Linked DNA regions of Homo sapiens: region 2 is linked to region 1. Evidence: chromatin loops called from intact Hi-C (ENCODE). Cell type or tissue: OCI-LY7. All regions are shown on one strand. Each heading gives the region's core, and the rest is flanking DNA. Links, peaks and the distances in the headings are about the cores only.

The links. Peaks named below come from ENCODE experiments on the same cell type or tissue, not always from the same donor. Only the 100,000 strongest peaks of a DNase experiment are listed, where the experiment ranks them.
Region 2: it touches region 1 in a loop (6-fold over the local background); 8 of 110 quality-filtered maps call a loop at or near these places.

What each region holds. Positions count from the first base shown.
Region 1 is chr9:136,166,837-136,174,180 of GRCh38, forward strand. No RefSeq gene overlaps it. Among named protein-coding and RNA genes, the nearest start is that of LHX3, 35 kb to the right of the region's middle. RefSeq lists enhancers at 2,259-2,910, 2,911-3,561. In OCI-LY7, for the core only: CTCF peaks have their summits at 3,602 (motif pointing right) and 3,813; a DNase peak (open chromatin) is centred at 3,625.
Region 2 is chr9:136,225,212-136,230,259 of GRCh38, forward strand. It overlaps QSOX2 (quiescin sulfhydryl oxidase 2), which reads right to left. Exons shown (of 12, transcript NM_181701.4): 2 at 1,563-1,663. Among named protein-coding and RNA genes, the nearest start is that of QSOX2, 18 kb to the right of the region's middle. RefSeq lists enhancers at 174-223, 404-483, 614-833, 2,914-4,113. In OCI-LY7, for the core only: CTCF peaks have their summits at 1,073 (motif pointing left) and 1,286; DNase peaks (open chromatin) are centred at 310, 720 and 1,060; H3K4me3 peaks cover 1,356 bases; H3K27ac peaks cover 2,500 bases.

The DNA.
Region 1 (7,344 bases), core at 2,636-5,135:
TCTCTTCTCTCCTTCAAGGACTCCAACTACAGGTTTATTTGGCCACTTGAGGCTGTGCTGCATTTTTATGGTCTTTTTCTCTCTTGCTATGTCCTCAAAGTCACTCACCTTTTCTTCCTTCATGTCTACTCTGTTGTTAATTGTACCCAGTGTATGTTTAAGAATTTGACTGAAGTCAGGGCCGGGCACGGTGGCTCACGCCTGTAATCCCAGCCATTTGGGAGGCCGAGACAGGCGGATCACGAGGTCAAGAGATCAAGACCATCCTGGCCAACATGGTGAAACCCTGTCTCTACCAAAAATACAAAAATTAGTTGGGTGTGGTGGCGGGCGCCTGTAGTCCCAGCTACTCGGGAGGCCGAGACAGGAGAATCGCTTGAACCCAGGAGGCAGAGGTTGCAGTGAGCCAAGATTGCACCCCTGCACTTCAGCCTGGGCGACAGAGCAAGACTCTGTCTCAAAAAACAAACAAACAAAAAAAAAACAAAAAAAGAATTTGATTGAAGTCTTCCATGTCTGTCTTTAACATGCTCCATCTTCCCTCTGCCTTCTTGAACCTACGGAACGTGGCTATATGAACAGCTTAATGTCCCTGATGAACCCGCTCATCTGTGCCATTCTGAGTAATTGTATTGGTTGATCTCAGGATGGGTTCTTTTTCTCCTGCTGCTTTCCAGGCCTGATCATTTTTGTTTGGATGCCAGACATTGCGAATTGTATCTTTTTTTTTTTTTTTTTTTTTTGAGACTGAGTCTCGCTCTGTCGCCCAGGCTGGAGTGCAGTGGCACAGTTTCGGCTCACTGCAACCTCCGCCTCCCGGGTTTGAGCCATTCTCCTGCCTCAGCCTCCTGAGTAGCTGGGATTACAGGTGCCCACCACCACGCCCAGCTAATTTTTTGTATTTTTAGTAGAGACGGAGTTTCACCGTGTTAGCCAGGATGGTCTCCATCTTCTGACCTTGTGATCCACCCACCTTGGCCTCCCAAAGTGCTGGGATTACAGATGTGAGCCACCGCGCCCGGCAGTGAATTGTATCTTGTTGTGTGCTGGATACTTTTGTATTCCTATAAATATTTTTTTTTTTTTTTGAGATAGAGTCTCACTCTGTCGCCCAGGCTGGAGTGCAGTGGTGCGATCTCGGCTCACTGCAAGCTCCACCTCCCGGGTTCACGCCATTCTCCTGCCTCAGCCTCCTGAGTAGCTGGGACTACAGGTGCCCGCCACCACGCCTGGCTAATTTTTTTTGTATTTTTAGTAGAGACGGGGTTTCACCGTGTTAGCCAGGATGGTCTTGATCTCCTGACCTCGTGATCCACCCGCCTCGGCCTCCCAAAGTGCCGGGATTACAGGCGTGAGCCACCGCGCCCGGCCGTATTCCTGTAAATATTCTTGAGCTTTGTTTCACCCATTGTTAAATTACTGGAAAGGGTTTGATCCTTCGGAGGCTCGACCTTGAGTGTTGTTATCATGTTAGACTAGAGCACCTTCTGTTCAGGGCTAATTTTGCCCCTGTCCTAAAACAATACCCTGCAGGGTACTCCACCCGATACCCCATGTGTTATGGGGTCTTTTCACTGTGGCTGATGGCGGCATGAACTACTCTCAGCCCCATATAGTTACAAGGACTGCTCCCTCTGCGACTCCCCTGTGGTCCTTTCCCAGCCTCGGGTGGTGTCCTCACATGCATGGGCTGGTCAGTCCTCGGCTGCTGAGCGGAGGGGACCCCCCTGCCGGTCTCTGGAGCTCTCCCTCTCTCTGTACAACTCTCTCCTTTCACCCAGCTCTCTCCCCTCCGGCTCTTTGTCCTGGTCTCCCCAACTTTTCAACTTTGTTTTGTCAACTTGCAGGAATGGGGACTCTCTTTGGGTTTCCCCTTCCTACCTTGAGGCCTGGCAGTGAGCTGGAGCCACTGTAGGGCTGCCTCCCTCGCTTCCCATCTCTCAGGGATCACTGTACTATGCCGCCTGGCTTTCGGTGTCAGAAAACCGTGTATTCTGTACATCTTAGCACGAGAGCAAATGCAGCCCCTGTTATTTCATCATGATTGGAAGCAACAGTCCCTTAAGGGTTTAATAACTATTTCTTGATGAATGAATGAATGATGCTCCCAGGATGCCTTCACGCAAAAGGCTTTTCTCGCCCTCAGACTGATGACAATTGCCTTAGCACCATGAGGGTCGGGCAGCTTGTCCTCTCTGCCTCCTTCTGCAGTGTCTGAGCCACGTAGGCCAGATGGCTGGCGTGAATTGACCCCAGAAGTGCAACTGGAAGGTCGGCAGGTCTCAACACTTTGAAGGCCCTTGTCCCATGTGACCCTGCTGCTTTCTGGCTCTCGTGGAACAGCCCTCATGTCCAGCTGGACTCCTGTGGCCAAGGAGGGGGCAAGGAGAGGAGGGGACGCTGGCAGTGACCAGCCCTTGCTGGTCTCCACCTCAATGAAGCCCAGGAAGAGGGGCTGGAAGCTCTCCCCTCCACGTCCTCTTCTGTCCAACGAGGACACCCAGGTGGCCAGTCAGCCCTAGACCTGGTGCTCAGAAGGGGCCCTTCTCCCCGAGGCTCCATCAGCTTACTGGGCTACAGCCCACACGGGACTGATGGCACGTCCCAGCCCTATGTTCAGCCCCTGAAAGCCTGCGGGGAGGGTCCAGAAGTCTGAGCTGGTGGAGCCCCTGCATGAGGGGCCTGGGGGGCTGTCTGCAGGAGGGCATCAAAGTGACAAGCTGCAGGCTCCACTGCAAAGAAATTCTGGAAATCTGGGCATTTCTGGGCCGTTTTCCCCGCATGTGCAGGGACTCTTGCGGAAGTTATGGAGGAGTGCTCTGTCCTCGGGGGAGCATCCCAGCCCTGCTGTCTGGGCACTGACACCCTAGATGGGGCCTCACTGGACTTTGACCTCACAGAGGGGGAGGCCCTGAAGCTCGGCCCAGTGCATTTAAGGTGCCTTGCAGGCTCACAGCCTTGTGCCAGGTTGGGAGAGGAGGGGACAAACAATAGTGAAAGAGAAGAGAGGTCAGGGTGCCCAGTGTGCACAGCCAGGCAGAGGGGGCTCTCCCGAAAGGTCAAACAGAGAGGGGAGGCTGAGGACGGGGAGAGGACCAGATTCCTCCACCTTGCTTCCCCCAGCCCCTGCCACGGCGTCAGAGCAATGGCCCTTCATAGAGAGACCTCAGAGTGCCCCCACCCCTGTCACTGGGAGAAGGGCTGGGTGAGACGGGGAGGACAGGGCCATGGGGCCTGATGGAGAGGGAAGGGGCTTTCAGGGATCCGGCACTGTGGCCAGAGCATTGAAAGGTTCCAAGGGCGCTGTGCCCCTTCCACCCGCCCTCCCTCCTGGGCAAGCCCGGGCCCCCGGGTGGGCGCCTCGGCTGTTTGGGATGATGGATCGTGGCGTCTGCCCTGATGCAGCAGATGTGGGCTGCACTTGGCCTCAATCGCTCCCCAGGGGCCCCGATCGATGGCGGCCTGTGCGCGGCCCCAGCAGCCTGTGATGAATGGCTGGAGATTGATTTTCACTTAATTGACAATTTGGTGAACCTGTTTGCAAAATCCCAGGTTGGGCCCAGACAGTCTCGAGGTTATAGTTGGTCGAGTTGATGCTGCTTGGGCCAGAGTGGCAGCCAGGGGGCAGTAGAGGCCGCCCAGCGATGGGGGACCCGGCTGTGCCCGGGCTGAGCTCCCCTCTGTAGACCCAGCAGGGGCAGGGGTGCCAACCCAGATCGGGAACCCCCAGAGAGGTGGGCCCCAGCACTGGTGGTCACTAGGGCAGGTTGGCATCCCGGGCAGGGGTTTGATCCTGGCTGGGCCCCCCTGCTGTGTCACCAGGGCACTGCCTCTGACCCTCCCTGACCCTCCGTTTCCTCTTCTGTGAAGTGGAGCCCACCTGGCGCAGCCCAGTCCCCCCATCGCTGGGGGCCTGTGCTGCCCCCTGGCTGGCACCTGGGCTCAGGCATACCCTACAGCCCCATCTCATTGCAGAGGCTGCCCGCCCACCCTCTGGTCAGCCACAGAGGACCCCACACTGGCCCCAGGGCAGCTCCCCTCCCACCTGGTGGCCCCATGCTGACATGGCCCTGGGACCCCTGCAGATCCTGTGGATGCCCCTTTCTGCCCCATCCATCTTCCCCACGGGCCTGGGTGACACAGCCAATCAGATGAGGTCACTCCCTGCCTAGCCCCTTCTACTTAGGTCCCCACCGAGCCTCAGACCCTGTCCTCTCCCGCCAGCTCCCACCCATCCCCCTGTGTTCTGGGCGCCTCTGTCTCCTCCATGTGGCAGCCTCCTTCCCACTCCTGGGCACGACGGCTCCTGCCAGCCTCAGGGCCTTAGCACTTGCTGTGTTCTGTGGCTGCAAGGCCTCTTCAGTGACCCACACAGGGGTGGTTCCAGTGAGGCATCAAAGCTTCCGTTTAAATGTCCCCCACCCAGGGGAGGCCCTCCCTGGCCCACGTCTCTGCCCCAGACAGGCCCTCTCTCGTCTCTTCCCACCTCCTTTTCTTCAGAGCCCTCATAACCAGGTCAAAGTCTCTTCCTGGTATGTGGCTTGTTTGCCCGCCTGTCTGCTGGTCTGTCAGCCCTGTAACCCAGGGGCACTGCCTGTGTGGTCACCTGGCTCTCCTGGCCATGGCCAACCCAGCCCTGTGTCTGCTCAGCCGGCACCCAGGAAGCGCTCTCAGCACCTGGGCCAAGCCCTGCAGATGCTGTTCCCAGGGTGACATGGAAACACCCTGGAGCTCACCTTGCCACCTGCCCCTGAACTCATTAGCAGGGCCAGACTTGGGAACTGTAATAGGACCCTCGGGTAATCCCCTCCGGGGGCCGCCCCAGACAAAAGCCCAAATTAAGTCAGCAGAATCGCAGGGGAGAGGCCAAGGGGCTGGAATTTACCCACTAAGAGCAAACAAAGAATCTCCCGTCTCAGAGGCAGAGGCTGCTTGAGGTCTAATTTCCATTCCATGCAATTTGACACCACCCAGGAGCCCCTTGGACTGGCCTGCCTCCCTGGTCAACGAGAAAGCTCCCAGCCCATGGATTGGCACCCAAGGTTCTTGGCAGAGCCTCACCATGGCTGCAACAGGGCCCATGGGCCCCACCCCTGCCCTGGGACAGAGCCACAGCTGGGCAGAGGGTGGTCCCTTCCCGTTGTGAGGGGTGCTCAGGGGACCTCTGGAATCTGCCTCCCAGTCTGAGCTTCAGAGGCTGTTCTGAGGAGGCTGGCAGTGGTCTCGGAGGAGATGTTGGACACTCCAGGGGCTCCCACTGTGCTGGGTGTGAGAGACAGGGTGAGAGGGAGAAGCACAGCCTTTGACATCAAGGCCCTTGGCGTGGCCTTGGTCCTGACTCCCCTGTTGCTGTGTGAGCAGTTCTAGCAAGTGGCATCACCCCAAGAGGCTCAGTTTACTCATCTGTAAATGGGGCTGGTGTCCCAGGGAACAGATCGTTATAAGAATCCGCTAAGATGTCTGGGGTCCCTGCTTCTCTTGGGGCTCTGTGGTCGTTGATAACAGTGTCTGATGAGGGAGCCCCATGTATAAGCCTGAGGGTGTGCGAGTCGGGGATGGGACCCTCGCATATACGCTGGCACTGTGGGGAGGGAGGCCATTGAGGGCTGGCACTGTGGGGAGGGAGGCCATTGAGGTGTCGGCCTGGCCTTGCTCCATAGTGACCAGGTAGCCTCTGAACTTGCAAAGAGTGTGTGGGTCAGGGCAGGGGTGGAAGTCCTTCTTTCTGGTGTGCCGCAGCCCTGGTGAGGTCGACGCGCTGTGGCTGAGCAGGTTTTTCACTCCACTGCTCACACCCAGCGCCTGACGCACCCCAGGAGGTGCAGGTGAGCGGCCAGCGTGGCCTGTCAGGCCATGGGCTGGGGCAGACACAGGCACTGCCTCCAGCCCCCTCGGATAACAGGAGAGGCGGCCGTGAACCCTGCTGGGTTCATTACTGAAGACCGAGATCATCCATTCCTCCCATCTGTGGTTTCCTGAGGCCTGGACAGCTCAAAGAGCCCGAAACTCACCTGGAGCAGGTGCTACTCTGCAGCCGGGCACAGGTGCACCTGGTGGACACTTAGAGACATCCCTCTGAGGACAAAATGCTTCCCTTTGGAGAGCAGGAAATGCAGCTGTCAGTTCGCCCCTGGAGTCCTCCAGGTTCTTGGCCCACCTGGCTGTCAGGAGGAATTGCTCTGAATTCCAGAGTTTTACAGGCTTCCTTGGAGACAGCAATTGCTCTGAATTCCACAGTCTTAGAGCCTTCCCTGGAGGCCCATGCAGGAGGCCCATAGAGTAGAGCTGAGGCCCATGTGACAGTGGCAACAGTGCTGCGGCCCACTTTCCACCGAGGGAGGACACGTGAGACCCTGGAGGCTCTGGGGAGTGGGCTTCACCCCAGCTCACTGTCAGCCCAGGAGCAGCAGACCCAGGATGCAGTGGGCTGGATGTGCCCCCAGAAAAGGTGTGTTCAAGTCCTAGCCCCTCTGCATCCTGGGAGTTGACCACATCTGGGAAAGGTCTTTGAAGAGGTGATTAAGATAAACATTTTGAGATGAGATCCTCCTGGATTAGAGTAAAACCTAAATCTAATGGCAGGTGCCCTTCGAAAGGCAGAGGGACACAGAAGGAAGGGGCCATGTGAAGACAGAGGTACAGACGGAGCAATGCGGCCACAAGCGAAGGAATGCCGGGGGCATCAGAAGCTGGAAGAGGCAGGAAGGATCCCCCCTGGAGCCTCGGAGGGAGCCTCAAAGGGGTCCCTGTGACACCTGGTTTCCGACTATGGCCTCCGGAACGGGGAGAGGATCCATGTCCTGTCTGGCCTCCGGAACGGGGAGAGTATCCATGTCCTGCTGTTTTAAGCCCCTAGTTTGTAGACCTCTGTTACAGCAGCCCCAGGAGACCCTGACACAGACCCGGGTGTGTGGCCGAGGCCGCGCATCCCTGCTCCTTGTCGCCCCCGAGCCAGCGCTGCCTTCCCATCTGCAGCAGCTCTGCTCAGCTCCTCAGCCCTTTCCCTGCCGCAGCATCTTCCACTGTGACCCCATGGGACCCGGCCCCACAGCCCAGGCCCGGCACGCTCGAGTGACTCCACCCAAGGTGGGCCACACAGAAGGGGTCCAGGCAGGTCACAGGCACTGACCCCACATCAGGGAGGCCTGGGGCAGGGTCTCAGGGAGCAGGAGGAGAAGAGGGTTCAGCTGGGAGACAGCAGGCTCAAAGGCCCTGAGGCTGCAGACTCAGAAAGGAGCAAGTGTCTGGGGTGTCTGGAGTATCTGGGGTGTCTGGAGTATCTGGGGTGTCTGGAGTATCTGGAGTCTCTGGGGTGTCTGGAGTGTCTGGAGTATCTAGGGTGTC
Region 2 (5,048 bases), core at 110-2,609, 56 kb after region 1:
TGGGACTTGGTAGTGAGCCTATGTCTTAATGGTTAGCTGTAGCGTTAGCTGTGACAACACGGAGGATGTGCAGGAGGAGGAGACACCACGCAGTATCTCTGAGTGGATGATTAGGTTCTTATGTTAACATTAAAAACTTTCTTCATCAAAGGGTACGTTAGAGACAGCGACGAGACAAGGTTACATGATGGCGGAGATGAGGTCGGTAAGAAAAGCACTGGCCAGCTAAGAGGGAAACGTGCAGATGACAGGAAGACACTTCACCCATGACACCCACGGCCCACAAAGCCAGATGTGCTGGCACTGCAGCCGCCAGGGAAATGCAAACGAAGCCGCCAGTGCTTCCTGCTGCACTGGTCCCTGGGCGAGCACAAAACTGCCTGACACTGCTGGCCCTGCAGGTCTGTTGTGCACAGACCCGGTTCGCGGCCCAGTGGCTTCTCTCCCAGCCTCAGCTCTCCCCTTGCCCGGGAAGGCGCACAGCAGCGCCGTTCAAAGCCACCAAAGCCTGGAAGAGCCCACACACCTGGCAACGGGGGGCTCTGGTTCTCAGAGTGACGTCACTGGACAATCCCATCCAATGAGCATCGTAGTGGATCTGGGCAATGTCCCATTAAGTAACAGAAAGAGGGCCCGAAAGTTTACATACAGCACAGTGTGAACTGTGTCTGAAGCAAAATCAAAATACAACAGGAAGCCATGCTGACGTAATCACACGCAGAGGCAGGCAAGCAAGTGTGCGACACAGGCCCCGAGAGGCCCTGGGGCAGGGCTGACACCGGTGCCGCCCAGCGTGGCACCTGTTAGGGCAGGACCACAGGTGCTGCCAGCACAGTGAAAACAACAGCCCCCAAAATACAAGCGAAGCCACCATGACATGACACCACACCACACAGCAAGGCACCAGGGCTGACAAGGACGGAGTTTTACTCAAATTGACAAAGCTTCCCAGGAAGTGGGCCCAAGGCGCCCACGTTTCTGGAGATGTCCATGTCAAGGCACGCAGGAGGCAGTGGCACCCGCAGGTACACACATGCTATGCACGGGCCTGCAACAGGGTCACAGGTACCTCCGCCCCCTAGTGGGAGCAATGGGCACAGCCTTGTCTGCAGGGCTGACTTTGGCTGGGGAAGGCAGAGGCCCTGTGCCTGTGTGTGCGTGTGTGTGTGCATGAGTGTGCATGTGTGAGAGCCCCATGGTACACGGACCACACGCGTGGCTTCAGGCTGGGGTGCCAGCCCTCGCAGTCCTGGTCTCCTTGCGCCCCCTGGCCGTGCAGGCTGCAGGGGGTCTTTTCACGCATCCCCTCCATGTGACCGGGTCTGTGTGAGCGTGGACAGTCCCACAGACACTTCCACAGCACAACAGGGTGGAACAAGAGCTGCCCCCACCAAACATCAGCTCCTACAATTCCTACGAAGTTCCAAGGAGAGAGCCAGAGAAGCCGAAAACACAGGCACTATGATGTGGCGAATTTCAACAGACAAGCAGCCGCGTGATGCTCACCTGGAAGGTGGGGTAGAAGGTGAATTTCAACGGACAAGCAGCCGCGTGATACTCACCCGGAAGGTGGGGTAGAAGTGGATGTCGTAGTCATGGCACACGGCCTGGTTCTTCTCTTCCATGCAGTCCAGAGCTGCGACGCGAATGGCACTGGCCCAGTCTGAAAAGCAGGAGCATGACCTTCAGTGTGGTGAGCACTGGACTCCCGGGAAGCCCAGGACCCAGCAGTCCCCACTCCAGGCTGCGGCCACCTGCGAGACCAGCCCACCTGCCCCCTCTAGGTCATCAGTTAGGCCCTCATCACACAGAGCGTCTATGTGGAGCTAGGAGAGAGAACTCCACCAACAGCACGATGCCTCTCCTACCACAGATAGTCACAGAACAAGCGGATTTGTGCTGAACCTGCACATCACGGAGCAGGGACAAGGCTGTGGGCCCCTAATTAAATGACACCCTGATGGATGAAAGCGCTGGTAACAGACGCGGCTGTCAGCGGCCGGCACTTAAGTCAGGACAGCAAGCAAGTACGTGCAGATTAATCAGATACGGTCCAGGCTGTTTGGCAAAAACATTCCCGTGTTCTCACTCCAGCGAGTACTGGCAGCATCTGAGCAGGGTCTTTCAAGGCAAGGATGCGTGCACAGACACATGTGAAGTGGTTTCCAACACCATCCCAGACACTGCCCGCAAACCCTGGAACACCTATGCCATTTTGGGGAGGCTAAAAGGAACCATAAATTTTTTTGTTCCTATCTCTAAAGTTTTTGCTATGGAAAATTTCTAACATGCAAATAAAATAGAGATAAAAATGTAACAAATCCCACACATTCTACCTCTTGGATCAATAATTATCAGCTCAAGGTGAATCCTGTTTTGCCAAAGTCTCCACCCACTTTCAGAACTGTCCCACAACAAATCTCAGCACGTCATTTCTACACAAAACCCACCAGGCTTTGCCTCTGAAAGATGAAGGCTCTCCACTGGGCATGGTGGCTCATGCCTGGAATCCCAGCACTTTGGGAGGCCGAGGTGGGCAGATCGTTTAAGCCCAGGAGTTTGAGACCAGCCTGGGCAACATGGTAAAACCCTGTCTCTAAAAAAAAAATACAAAAAATTAGCTGGGCGTTGGTGGCGCACACCTGCGGTCCCAGCTACTGGAGAGGCTGAGGTGGGAGGACCGCTTGAGCCCGGAAGGCACAGGCTGCAGTGAGCCGGCGACAGGGGGAGGCTCCACCTTAAGAAAAAAAAAAAGTCCCTATTTGTTCGTTTAAAGTTTGTTTGAATCAAGATCCCAGCGAGGCTTGTTGGTTACTGCTGGTGGGTCCTGGCACTTTCCTTCTCTGGGTTTGACTGACAACATCCCGGACTCCTGGCATTTCTGTAACAGGGCACTCAGATCTAGATTCTTGTCTGATTTGTTTGGTGACATTACTTTGTAGGTAGTGGAACATGCTTCCACCCAGAGGCAAGCGACGCCTCTCTCCTTAGTGATCACGACCTAAATGCATTAATGCACCAGGGCTGCAGTGAAATGGTGACGTGTCATCTCTCACCGTTTGCTCATGATGAGCTGGGACAATTCTGTAAAGAGAGACCTGCCCTCACTGCAACCCAGCGGAATGACTCACATGAGGAAGGGGAGTGCCTGGCTCGTGCTTCAGTCACCAGTATCAAAGTCATGGTTTCCGAAGCTGACCAGTGAGGTTTTCTTTTTAAAAGATTTGTGTTCTTCCTCTGGGATGTAAAAATTGCACTGCCAACAATTCACAAATATTTCCTGGCTCCTCACTCTGTAGGGGTCCTTCCAGGCCCTGAGACTTTGAGGGGACAGCCTAAAGGGGCACCACTGGGTCAAGGGATGGGTGCTGGCTATCCTGGAGCCTGGAGGCCTCAGCAGAGTCGGCAGTGTGGCAGGGCACGCCGCACCGTGGGAGAGGCAGGTGCAGAGGCGAGACCCAGGCACCCAGCAAATGGACCTGCCTGGAGGAATGGAGCCAGCCACGTGGGGTGCTGCCCTGGCACAGCCTTGTGACCGGAAGCCCAGTGATTTCTGAACGGGAGGGAACGTTATGTCTGCCTGTCACTGAGATACTGATGAGGCTCTTTTTTGCCTTGTATTCCGATTCTGCCCACTTGTCTAAATCAATGATTCCACTATAAATCATGTAAAAAGAGTAAGAGTCTTTTCTGAGAGCGAGCTATGATCTCAAACTCCAGAGGTTCTGTTAAAAGCATGCCTGGAAGAGACGGAACATATCACCAGACTCTGTACAAATATGAAGGCTTGTGTGTGTTAGCGGTTCAGATTGCTATTTTTCTACATAATATACCACAGCTCTGTTTCAGATACTGGCCTTTTCTCCCTGTAATTTAAAAATAAAAAAGAAAGAAACCTCTTTCAGAAACAATGACCAAATACCGTTCCCGCTTACGCTGGCTAAGTGAAACCAATTCAGGTTTTGAGGCCACTTTCAGTGGATGAGGGAGAAGCGACACGAGCTCTCTGCATCCCCGGCCACTCCTTGCCCAAGCCTCAGACCACATGGAACTGAGGAAGAAGGGTTCATGCTCTCACCCAGTCAGCGCAGCAGACGGCACGGGACGCGGAAACAGGAGGTGCTCCCAGCAGCCCCGCCGTGGGCAGCTCACGGGCGGACCCCTCCACAGCCCCGGCTCCTCAGCCCGTGCATCCTGGCGAAGTGTCTCATTTCTGTGGCCTTTTATCTGGCTCACAATTCCACATGGTTTCATTCTGTTTATTGGGAATTTCTATAACACATTTTTATTCCACACTTTTTTTAAAAAAAAGCACCTTTGTGCCCAGAAAGAACATGTAACAAAACAAAAAGTTGCTCTGAGAGCCCAGACTGCACACACAACAGAATCACGGCCGTGTGACATCATCAAGCCGGCCTAGAAACAGCAAAAACAAAAGACGGGAAGAAGAAAACGTTCCAAGATGTTTGCCAGGATTTGGTTTTCACGGTGGGATCTGGTCCCATCTGTGGTTTCTCAGATTTGTCTTAGGGCATGTTACCTACACAAACAAACACACAGCACATCCCTGCTGCCCCAGGCACTTGCTGGCCACATCACACCCTGCCCTCCTCTGGCCACCTCTCCTGCATGTTTCCTAGTTTCTATCTTCCCGTAGATCTTGGTACAAGGTGGCAACACAGAGCCCTGCACAGCGACCGTGGAACTCTCCCGGCACCTCAGGTGAAGGCCGCTTGGACAGTCTGGGCCCAGGCCAGGTGGTGCTGCTCTTTTTAAATAACCCTCCTGGCCGGGCGTGGTGGCTCACGCCTGTAATCCTAGCACTTTGGGAGGTCAAGGCAGGCAGATCACGAGGTCAAGAGATAGAGACCATCCTGGCCAACATGGTAAAACCCCGTCTCTACTAAAAATACAAAAATTAGCCGGGCGTGGTGGTGCGTGCCTGTAGTCCCAGCTACTTGGGAAGCTGAGGCAAGAGAATGGCATGAACCCGGGAGGAGGAGGCTGCAGTGAGCCAAGATAGCGCCACTGCACTCCAGCCTGGCGCC